Regions from separate parts of the Homo sapiens genome. Here all the other regions are linked to region 2. The links are chromatin contacts, found by Hi-C or POLR2A ChIA-PET in ENCODE. All regions are on one chromosome and are shown on one strand. Each heading gives the region's core, a stretch centred on a gene start or an enhancer-like site at or near the end of the contact. The rest is flanking DNA. Distances are from core to core; before and after follow the strand shown.

Region 1 (3,061 bases), core at 269-2,768, 260 kb before region 2:
ATATGCAAACAAGACAGCAATAAATAGGCAAAGGGAGAAGACCAATTAGAAAAGAGGGAACTCAAGGGTCCAAAGTGAAAAAAGGATTTAACTTCACAAATGCACAAATAAATACAAAGTAAAGCTATAATAAGTTACCACTAAATAGCGAAGATTATAATAGAGTCAATATTTGGTGATGGCAATAGTAGAGTGATCCCAACCTCAAAAAATGTAAAAATGGCTAGAAAAAACATGCCAAAATGTTAATGGTGGTTGCCCTGTGTTAATGCATACTTCAGATCCTACTGATGACAGTCGGCATTGGTGTGGCCTTCCTGTGTATCAATTTGACCTATATCAAGAGCCCTAAAAATATTATGTCCATTGTGTCTTCAGTATGTTGCTAGGTGGAAAAAGCAAATTATGAAATAATTTTTTATAATATGATCCCTGATTTTTTAGAAAGAAGGAAAGGAAGGAATGATGGAAGGAAGAAAAGAAAGAAGGAATTGTGTGTATGCAGAGACAAATAGTGGTGATTTTGTTTTCTTCTTTAAATGTCAGGGTTTGTTTGTTTTTGCAGAGTTTATATTGCCATAGAAAACAAAATTGTCTTTCAAAAGGAAGAAATTTGCAAAAAATGCTCATATCCTTTGACCCCTAATTCCCCATTTAGAAAATCATCTGAAGAAAAAGGCAAAAATGTAGACAAAGATTTGTATACAAATATGTGGTTAGAAATGAAAACAACACCAGGAGACTGTTTAAAGAAATTCTGGAGCAACTAAAAGATAGACCATTATGCAGTTGTTATAAATTATATGTCAGAAGGATTTTCAATGAAATGTTAAAATACATCTGACAAATTTTACACAAACAGAATAAAGCAAAACAAGATACAAAATTTTTTAAGAAGGATCCCAACCTCAAAAAATGTGAAAAAGACTGGGAAAAAAATATATGCCAAAATGTTAATAGTGGTTGCCCTAGGTAGATTAATTATGAAGGATTTTTGTTTTCTTCTTTATCTTTTGTTATGCTTGAAAACCCCAATTACTTAGTACCCCTTTTATAAGTGGGGGGAGCACCCTAGATTTTCTAACTCCCCAAATTAAGTTCTTCCCACAGTACCAGAATACAACAGTTCTCTTCAGTAAGGAGCTTTTCTACCTTGCCTTAAACCAGAAATGATGAAGTATCAGAAAGGGGCCATGAAACCTGCATGCCATTAAGAAAATGAAATTTCTACCAATAATCATCAGGCATCAGTATCTTCTACCTCCTTTGTCCAATGACACAACCACCAGCTAATGTCCATTATTTAGAATGACATACTGTACAACTAAACACAACCAGCCAGCAGTCCGCACTCAGAGGACATCATTTCTAGAAACACAGCCTCCAGAAGCTGTTATGCTTTCCAGCAAGGATCAGTGGCATTGCCACATACAGTACCTTGGACGGCTGCATCACTGGGTGCCTTGAGTAATCGCTAGGTAAACATCCGAGCACCAGTTGCAAAAAGATACTCCTGTGGGTAGTAAAAAATGTTCTCTATTTGCGAGTTGAGGCTTACGCCTGTGTTTTGGAGATACCTGAATTGGTTTGGCTCTTTTCCAATTATAATCTGTTTGTAATCACCCTGGGTCTGTAACATCAAGCAGTGTTATGAGGGAATTAATTCTTTCTATGTGACAGTTGTTAGTGTAATTCATGTCCTTGTTTTTAATTGCTGGATCAAATTACTTTGTAGATTATTTCATATTTCATCCCAAGAGAAAGGAATAGAAAAAAATGCACAGTGCCTCTGGTGACTTATTTGTTTAGTCTACCCAGAAAAAAAAAAAAAAAGCAGAATTAAAAAGATTGACTTTCTAAACAAAATGGTTCTTCTCTATCCTTGGAGTATATTTTGAATGATTTTAGATGGAAAGTTAGCCGAAGTACATTCTTCTTGTTTAAACACTCTCGGAACTAAGTTTATTTTTATAACAGTTCTGCCAAAATAATGGCCATAAAGGTCACAAAGCAGTATCTCCTAAGAAATACCTTGAAAAGGATTTACAATTCAATGCTCTTTCGTTAAAAGAAGCACCTTGAAGATAAGAAATTAATGAGATTTAGAATAATTTATTAAGGAACACCTAATAGACTCTCATGAGATTCAAATGTCAAGACGTTTAAAAAAACACAAAAGAAATTTAGCAAATGCAAATTATATTTGGGGGAAAAAAGACAAAGAGTATTTGAAAAATCTTATAAATGTTTATTTTTGCAGCACTGCAATTTAATCCTTGTATTTGAATACATACCCGCCAGACATTTCATATGTTTTTGATTCTAATGTTTGGAATCTCAGAAAGAACCAGTAATGATTTCTTGGTGTCTTATAAGGTGAGAGTTTACTTGCAGGCTGACAGGGAAGTAAAAGCCCAGATAAGACAAGCTCACAGAACTGAAAAGCTATGGAGAAAATTCATTGTTCTATTTATTTCCACTTTGTGATGAGTTGAGTTGAGAGCAAAATGTATTTATAACAATGGGACACTTGAAATGAACTGTTGCTGTAGCTGTCCAAGGCCAGCCAACATTCATATTGCCTCATAAATAGTCATCTTATAAAGTAGACCTGAGTGATAAACTAAAGAGGAATTATAGATCAGTGATCACTTAAAAGCAAGCACCAGGGAAATTGATAAATACTGCCTGCTGCCTGGCAAATAAAAAACACAGTCATCATTAGAGAAGGAGCTGGAACTTGCTGATTGCTGGGAAATTACAGCAATAGATAAATGAACAGACCTACTCACTCGGGGCAAAGGTGCCTTGTAGTTCAGGTAACAAAGTACTGTCAACATGGAAAGGTCCTTGAAGTAGGAGCTGAACCTGCTACCCTGAAAACAGAAGCCATATATACACACACAGTGTTGAAAAGCTGGCAGCCCTGAGTCCGTTTGCTCAGCCAGAGTGCTGAATGTATTATTACCACTGTCATCTTTGAAAGGGGAAAAAGAGATGTCCATAAAAATAAATATCTTTTCCACCATTGGAACTATTACATGATTGCAAAGAATTCATG
Region 2 (3,479 bases), core at 967-3,466:
ATTTTAGAAGGCCAATATAATAAGCATTTCAGTATTTTCTGCCCATTCCCATTGGAGCATTTTGTACAGCCCCTGAGGGTGTGTGTACTCCAGTTTAGGGACCACAGCCCTAAACCCTATCACTCTCTTCTCCTTCTGTCACATCCACCCTACAAAGCCATCCCTGAGCCAGTCTAGTCATGAGTGTCCTGTTCTCTGCCAGGTGTCTAAGTGGTGTTAGAAGACACACTCAGTCCCAGTAACCTCTGGATATACTCTTTCAGCTCAGGGCAATGTCACTGAGAGCCTTCAAGGGGCAACAGTGAAGCTAGTTTGCAAGAAAACGTCTTTCATCTTCATCTATTGCCAGCACCCAGCACAGTGCCTGGCACTTGCCTGTGACCATGAATGCATTGATCTGTGCACACATGTGGCATCCACATCGCTCTGCCTACGTGGTTACCAAGGCATGAAGAGAACAATAGAGAGAGCCCTGACAGGTCAGGACATCCCAGCTGGGGCGCCTTTAGTTCTGAAGCTGTGTGAGGGTACCTTACCCTCACAGCACCTCTGTCTGCCCATAATGGCCCAAGCAATAGACTGGCCCTCAGAATGTGCCTGAGGCAGTTTAATTAAGGCCATTTTGGCACTTGACTATTCCAGAAGGTTGTATGGAGGTGGGAAATAGGGCTCTTTCAATCTTCTCTTCAATGCTGGCAGCAACCCTGGCTCAGGGCACAGCTGTACCCCCATTTCCTTCAGATGTCCCCTCACAGAAGGATGCCGCTGTCAGAGCAAAGGGGTGAGCAGGAGAGTGACAGAGCTTAAAGAGCAGCCTCCAGTGGACACAATGTAGACTGGATTTGAGCAGGGCCTCCAGGGTAAGCACAACGAGAGGTGCTGGAAGAGCCAAGGATATGTGTTTGACCTACCTTCCTCTCTGGCCATGGAGGGCATCTCTTTCTCTCTGTCTCTCTCTGTCTCTCTCTGTCTCTCTCTCTCTCTCTCTCTCTCTCTCTCTCTCTCTCACACACACACACACACACACACACACAGAGAGAGAGAGAGAGAGAAGACAGCTATGGCACTTTCTCAGGAGGTAAACATGATTTAGGCAAAATTCCCTCACTTCCTACAGTTCTTTTATCTTCTCTTTCTCCCTTCCTCGTCCAGTGTTTCTTAATGACTGGTCATGGACTGACCCCTGAATCAAAGTCACTAAAGCCCTGTTATCAGTGCAGATTCCTGGTGTCATCTCAGACTAAGAGAATTAGCAAGTCTGAAACTGGAGCAAGGGACTCTGCATTTAAACAAAGTTTTGCCCATTAAAGTTTGAGCACCACTGAAAAACTCTCTCTTCTTCTCCTGTGTTCTTCCCAACTATGCATCCCTAATCTGTGGCCTGCATCCATCTAGCCACCATTCCCCTCTGCCCCTCCACTCCTGAGGCCATCATGATGAAGCCAGTGGGAACTCCAGTGGAAGGACCCAGACAGGAATAAGATCACCTGGGCCTTCACCTTCCTTCACCGACCGAGAGCTCTTCTCTTCCTGCGCTTTTATTTTAATCTAGGACATCCCCTCACTTGGCTCCTAGAGGCCCTGTTTCATTTAATTTGGCCTCCTTGCCCAAGCAGAATCCTGGGCAAGCCTGGGAACCTAATACCCTGAATTCAAATGAAGTTGCCTGGAGGAAACTGAATGAATCAGGTAGCTAAGATTTGGCCTAACGTTGATCTATTTTTGGCCAAAGCCAACCTCCACTAATAGGTCTCTACTAATAGACTTGCAAAGATGGAGCTCTGAATCAATGCTAAACAAGAGTTATAAATCATGAAGACGTTTGCTGTCTTTTTACCTCCCAGGGATGGGAGTGAATGGGAGAGGACTCTGACCATGAAGCGCTCTAATCTAAACTCGGAGAAAATTCTCCCAGCCATTCTTCTGCTCACAGAATTTCCGCGGCACCAGTCTCCCTGCAGCTTTGACAAGTGAGCTATTTTAGTATGAGAACAAGTAGAGTTATTGTTATCTCTGCTCTGAATCAAGGATAAAAAGAAAAGGTGAGCGGGAGAAGGAGGGTGTGAGAGAGAAGAACTGGGGGTGAGGTGCGGAAAAGCAGAAAGGACTTCAGATACCGAAAGAAAAGGAGCCAGGTGCTCTTCCCGGCAAGGAAGTCACCAGCCGGCCGGTTTGTGGATTGAAATCAGCACGTGACCCCTCAGCAACCATAGTAACAGTCCCTCCCTCTGGTCTCACAGGGCTCTGGAGGGGTGAAGACAGCACGATACATGCCAAGGTGCCTTGTCAGTGGTGAAGTGTTGTCTACACAGGGTGGCAGCTCCCTGTTTGACCAGGGAGCTACTGCGCCTTTCCCACAACCCCACCCAAAGACTCAGGACGGCCCAGGCCAGAAGGAAATTTAGACAGTAGACCCTCCGTCAGCAGATACCTTTCCCTGCTCTTCCTACCGGGTCACCTAGACCCTTAACAAGGGTGCTATTTTAGCAAGAAACTGAAAATAAAAAGAGAATCTGCCCTCCGAACATGCTGAACACTTATTTTAGCACACAGCCCCATGGAGGGTCAGCGCTCCACGCATGTTTTAAAGCGTTTGTGCCTATTTATTTTGAGACCGGCAGGGCCTGAGTGAGCCACAGCTTCCTGGATTCTGCTTTGTCAGCAAGGAAGATTTGCTGCCATAGATATGCTGAGCTCCCTCTGGGGCCCCCCTTCTCCTGGAATCTGACTGAGATGAGAAGTTTATCCCAGCACTTAAATGAAGAGACTTCCTCCAGCTCCCACTTCTGCCTCACCCCTCCGCCTACCACTGACAAACAGGCCTGGCTGCAAGGTGTGCGTGTCACCAGGACCTGGCCACCAGAGGGCGACAGAGAGCAATGAGGGTCGAACAGTTTCCCAGAAGGAGCCAAATCCCCTGACACATCTGCTCCCTCCTCCAGCCCAAAAACTGCCAGACTTGCTAGCATTTGCCAGTCCACCGAAACAAACATCTCACCTTCATCGTACAGTTCCTTGGTAAACTCTTATTTTCTTCTTTATCAAGTTTGGATGGAAAACAAAACAATTAATTTTAAGAGCAGCACACAAGAACCTAAACATTATTTATGTCTCTAATTATCTTGTTCTGGTGGGTATTTTAGTCCCTGTCTGGTCAGCACATTAATTATCTTCATAACTACAGCAAAAGTTAAATAATAAGCACCCAAGGCTACAGCACTACTGTAATGTGCAAGCTTAAATGAACTTATAAATTTTATTAATGGATGCTTTATACAACTCCTTATATTATAAATCAAACAAGAAACCTATTTCTGTCTTTTAAGGGTATGGTGAAAAAGCTTTAACATTATTGAGGATAATTTTTATTAAGTTTAAAACTCCCTTTTTCCAGTAATGAGACTGTTATGAGGATAATTTAATCTAGTTTGTCATGAGGCACCCCGGCTTGTTAAATAAGTTAATAAATGACTGTGCAT
Region 3 (3,455 bases), core at 236-2,735, 430 kb after region 2:
GCACACTCAGCAGGCTGGGCCTGGCTGCTCCAAGATGTCTAATTGGGGTGGACAGATACACTCCATCCGTGGGAAACAACCCCTTCCTGTCCAGATCAGAGGTTGCTGTCAGTGCTAAGCCTATAAGTTCTGAAGCCCAGAGTCAAGACCGAAAGCCCAGGCCAGCAGCATTCAGGGCTGGTGTCAGCAACCAGGCAGGAGCCTAGGCACAAACAAACGGAAGTTGAGGGCTAAGCCATGAGCCAGGAATCAGCCTGGCGAGGAGCCAGGGGGCAGGTTGAGAGCAGACTGAGCAGCCACGGCCCCCACCAGCAGGGTGATCAATGGGTCAGAGGATGCTCTGCAGACAGACAGCAACCAGGAAGACACAGATAACCATGAGCAAAGCTGGGAAGATAGGCCAGGATCACGGCCCATCTGCAGGAAGGGGAATGGGAAGTTGGCAGAGAACAGGATCAAGGAGGACAAGCATCTCGGATGGTCTCACTGCCAGTAAGAAAGCTGCTGGTTCTTGCATACTTGCATACTTCCTGCTGGGACAAAAAGCAAGCTCAAATCAGCCCAAGGCTTCTGGGTCTGTCCTAAGGATAGGATGGGAAGGTAACACTGTGCCTCTGTAACAGTTAGATGAGAGGGCCCCTCTAGGCAGATGCAGCCCTGGCTTGGCAAGCAGAAGTGTCTAGGAGAAGAAAAGAGCCCCATCGTCCAGGCAGATGGAGGAAGCACCCCACCTGCAAGCTTGGTGAGCAGAGTGCAATCTGGATTCAGTGCCCCCTATACCGCAGCCAGAGCTTCCGTGCAACCACATGCGTAACCACATGTGATGACCCTGCTGTGAAGCGGGGGAGGAGGGTCGATTCTGGTCCTGAAATACTTGCACACACTGGCCAGATCTTAGTGTTTTGACCGTAAGTCAGGACAATTTTGAGCTTCTCTTCTCTGAGTTCTCCGGCACCTTCTCAGACACAGGGGTTGTAAATGAGTCATCACCAGGGGTGTATGATGCATTAACACTGGACTGATTTCAAACACAGAGGCAAGTGGGTGAGCCCAGAGGGCCTGGTGCATCTGCATTGTGGTGCCACCACAGCCTGCCTGGGCAGTGGCTGGCTTATGCAGAGGGCAAGCTGGGAAAAGCTACCAAAAGGCACTGCTGCCAAAAATGCCGTTCCAGTTGGATGGCAAGCCATGTTCCACGACTCCGCGGCTGGAGAACAAAAACTCCTGCTGTGCTTCTTTTAAGATCAGGAAAATACCACCTTCCTATGGGGTTACTTCTGAAGATTTCATTAAAAGGCAACGGTGGTCACAGCCTTGCGAACTTAGCTCCCTTCCCCAGGGGCGATCATTGTACCTGACCACCGTGCTTTTGTTTTGCCACTCAGAGTAGCCCTTAAACTGCCTCTACTTCCTAATTTGTCATCCACCCATTTCCTTATCTTTTGATAGCAGCTCTCCCAGGGAGCGTGTTGGTTCTGGCAAGAGGCTCTTGACCTGGTTTCTGTTTCAGTTAGGTCTATTTCCATAGGTCTGACCAGTTAGGTCTCTCTCATGCTATGCTTCTGTTCAATATTTCTTGAATGCTTGGCATGTGCCAGGCACTGTGGTAGGGGAATGCAGAGACGACTGACATGGTTTCTCCCCTTAAGGAGTTTGCACTATGGTAGAAGACACAGAAACAAACCAGCAGTAGTGGGCAGTGGCTGCGTGCAGGCATATCCAGCATCTATTCCCTCCTTCCTCTTCCTAACAGAATCATAACACTGTTCTGGAATCTTCTCTCTCCTCAAGAATCACCTCTCTTTCTCTTTCTCTCTCTCTCTCTCACACACACACACACACACACACACACACACACACACACACAGCGCCTGCGTTGGAGGTGAGGTCCAGTAACTATTTGGTGGATAAAGCCAGAAGCAGGATGAGTCAGAGGTGGCATTTAAGAGGAAGGGAGCTGGGGCCGCACTGAAAGCCCACACTGGCACTGGATGGACGGTGTTACTGGATCCACTGTGGAGTTGAACTGTATGGTGTGAGCAACACGGGCCAGCAGGACTGAAGAGAAAGCCAGTGTGCAGCTGTGCTTCGTTCATTTTCACTGCCCCAAACTATATAGTATGAATATACTATAATTTATTTATTCATATTCATGAGTTCATTTACTCATTCAGTCAATGGACATCTGAGTTCTTTCTAGCTTCTCAAAATTGTGTTTCTTTGAGAAGGGTTGTTTGATTTTGTTATTATGATAAACAGTGCTGCTGTAAACATTCCAAAACAGGTCTCCTGGTACACATGGTGAAGTTCATATTTAGGGGTTAATACCAAATTGTCTTCTCCATGATGGCACAATTGGCATTTCCAACAGCAGGCATTAGGGTTTCCATTTGTTCCATATCCTCACTCACACTTTGTCTTATGACACTTATGATATTTTTTAAATCTAGCGATTTACATTGCAAATTTGAACTTGAATTGTTCTGATATTAATGAGATTAAACATATTGTGAACATTGGTCATTTGTGTTTCTGCTTCTGTGAAAGCTTATTCAAGGCTTTTGCCCATTTCATCCAGAGAAGACTGATTTTGGCTTGGACCAGTGTAGTGGCAATGGGGTGGTGAGAAGTGGCCAGTGAAAAGAAGCACTGTGTTGTTATAAAGGAATACCTGAGGCTGGGTAATTTATAAAGGAAAAAAAGGTCTATTTGGCTCATGATTCTGATGGCTGGGAAATTCAAGATTGGGCATCTGCATCTGGTGGGGGCCTCAGGCTGCTTCCGATCAAGGCAGAAGGCCAAGAGGAGCCAGCCTGTGCAGGGACCACAGGGTGAGAGAGGAGGCAGGAGAGAGCTGGGAGGTGCCAGGCTCTTTAGCAACCAGCTCTGTGGGAAGTAATGGAGTAAGAAGTCTATCAGTCTCTATCAAGGCATTAAATCTATTAGGGCATTAATCTATTCAGGAGGGATCCACCCCCATGACCCACACGCCTCCCATTAGGCCACACTTCTAACACTGGGGATCAAATTTCAACATGAGGTTTGGAAGAGAAAAACATCTCCAAACCATAGCAACTCTGACAGGATTTGCTGATGGACCGTGTGAGGTGTGAGAAACGATAAAGACTGATTAGTCCAAGAGACATTCCTGAGCCACAGGAAGGATGTTGTTGCCTTTGCTGAGATGGGAAGAAGGGAGGCAGACCAGGCTGCAGGGAATGCAAGGAGCTCAATACTAGACATGATGTTTGAGGTTTCTGTGAGACATCTCAGAAATGGTGTCCTGCAGTCTGCTGGACAGAGAAGACTGGAGTTCAGAAGGGAGGCTCCAAATGATGCTAGACATTTGGATGTATCACTCAGGATTGCCACAGAAAACAGTGGAATACTCAAATTAGGAACATTTAAGGAGGATTTATTTACAAAGGAACTATTTTTACAGGTGAGGGTACAGG

Evidence for each region. A loop is a pair of places that touch in the nucleus more often than their neighbours do. ChIA-PET counts read pairs that join two places held with the same protein, here RNA polymerase II (POLR2A). Pooled maps may share reads with other maps.
Region 1: a loop to region 2 is called in a map of body of pancreas, with 2.6 times the contacts of the local background. The contact joins two enhancer-like sites. A Hi-C loop is called at or near these places in 10 of 168 maps with a recorded cell type or tissue (Caco-2, Calu3, GM12878 and 7 more), 17 of 37 single-sample maps with no recorded cell type and 19 of 50 pooled maps. POLR2A ChIA-PET finds 5 or more read pairs at or near these places in 1 of 52 experiments (activated naive CD4-positive, alpha-beta T cell).
Region 3: a loop to region 2 is called in a pooled map, with 2.9 times the contacts of the local background. The contact joins two enhancer-like sites. A Hi-C loop is called at or near these places in 1 of 168 maps with a recorded cell type or tissue (mesothelial cell of epicardium) and 2 of 50 pooled maps. POLR2A ChIA-PET finds 5 or more read pairs at or near these places in 1 of 52 experiments (PC-9).

What each region holds. Positions count from the first base shown.
Region 1 is chr5:61,918,593-61,921,653 of GRCh38, reverse strand. No RefSeq gene overlaps it. Among named protein-coding and RNA genes, the nearest start is that of LINC03123, 180 kb to the right of the region's middle. Within about 2 kb of position 1,518, at least 2 of the 41 ENCODE cell types and tissues checked have a DNase peak (open chromatin) inside an H3K27ac peak, as active enhancers do; they include body of pancreas, where a contact is called at or near this core.
Region 2 is chr5:61,658,096-61,661,574 of GRCh38, reverse strand. The region is part of intron 1 of LINC03122 (long intergenic non-protein coding RNA 3122); the gene reads right to left. Among named protein-coding and RNA genes, the nearest start is that of LINC03122, 22 kb to the right of the region's middle. Within about 2 kb of position 2,216, at least 5 of the 41 ENCODE cell types and tissues checked have a DNase peak (open chromatin) inside an H3K27ac peak, as active enhancers do; they include body of pancreas, where a contact is called at or near this core.
Region 3 is chr5:61,226,446-61,229,900 of GRCh38, reverse strand. All of the region lies in intron 3 of SMIM15-AS1 (SMIM15 antisense RNA 1), which reads right to left. Among named protein-coding and RNA genes, the nearest start is that of LINC02057, 37 kb to the left of the region's middle. RefSeq lists a silencer at 1,993-2,193. Within about 2 kb of position 1,485, at least 2 of the 41 ENCODE cell types and tissues checked have a DNase peak (open chromatin) inside an H3K27ac peak, as active enhancers do.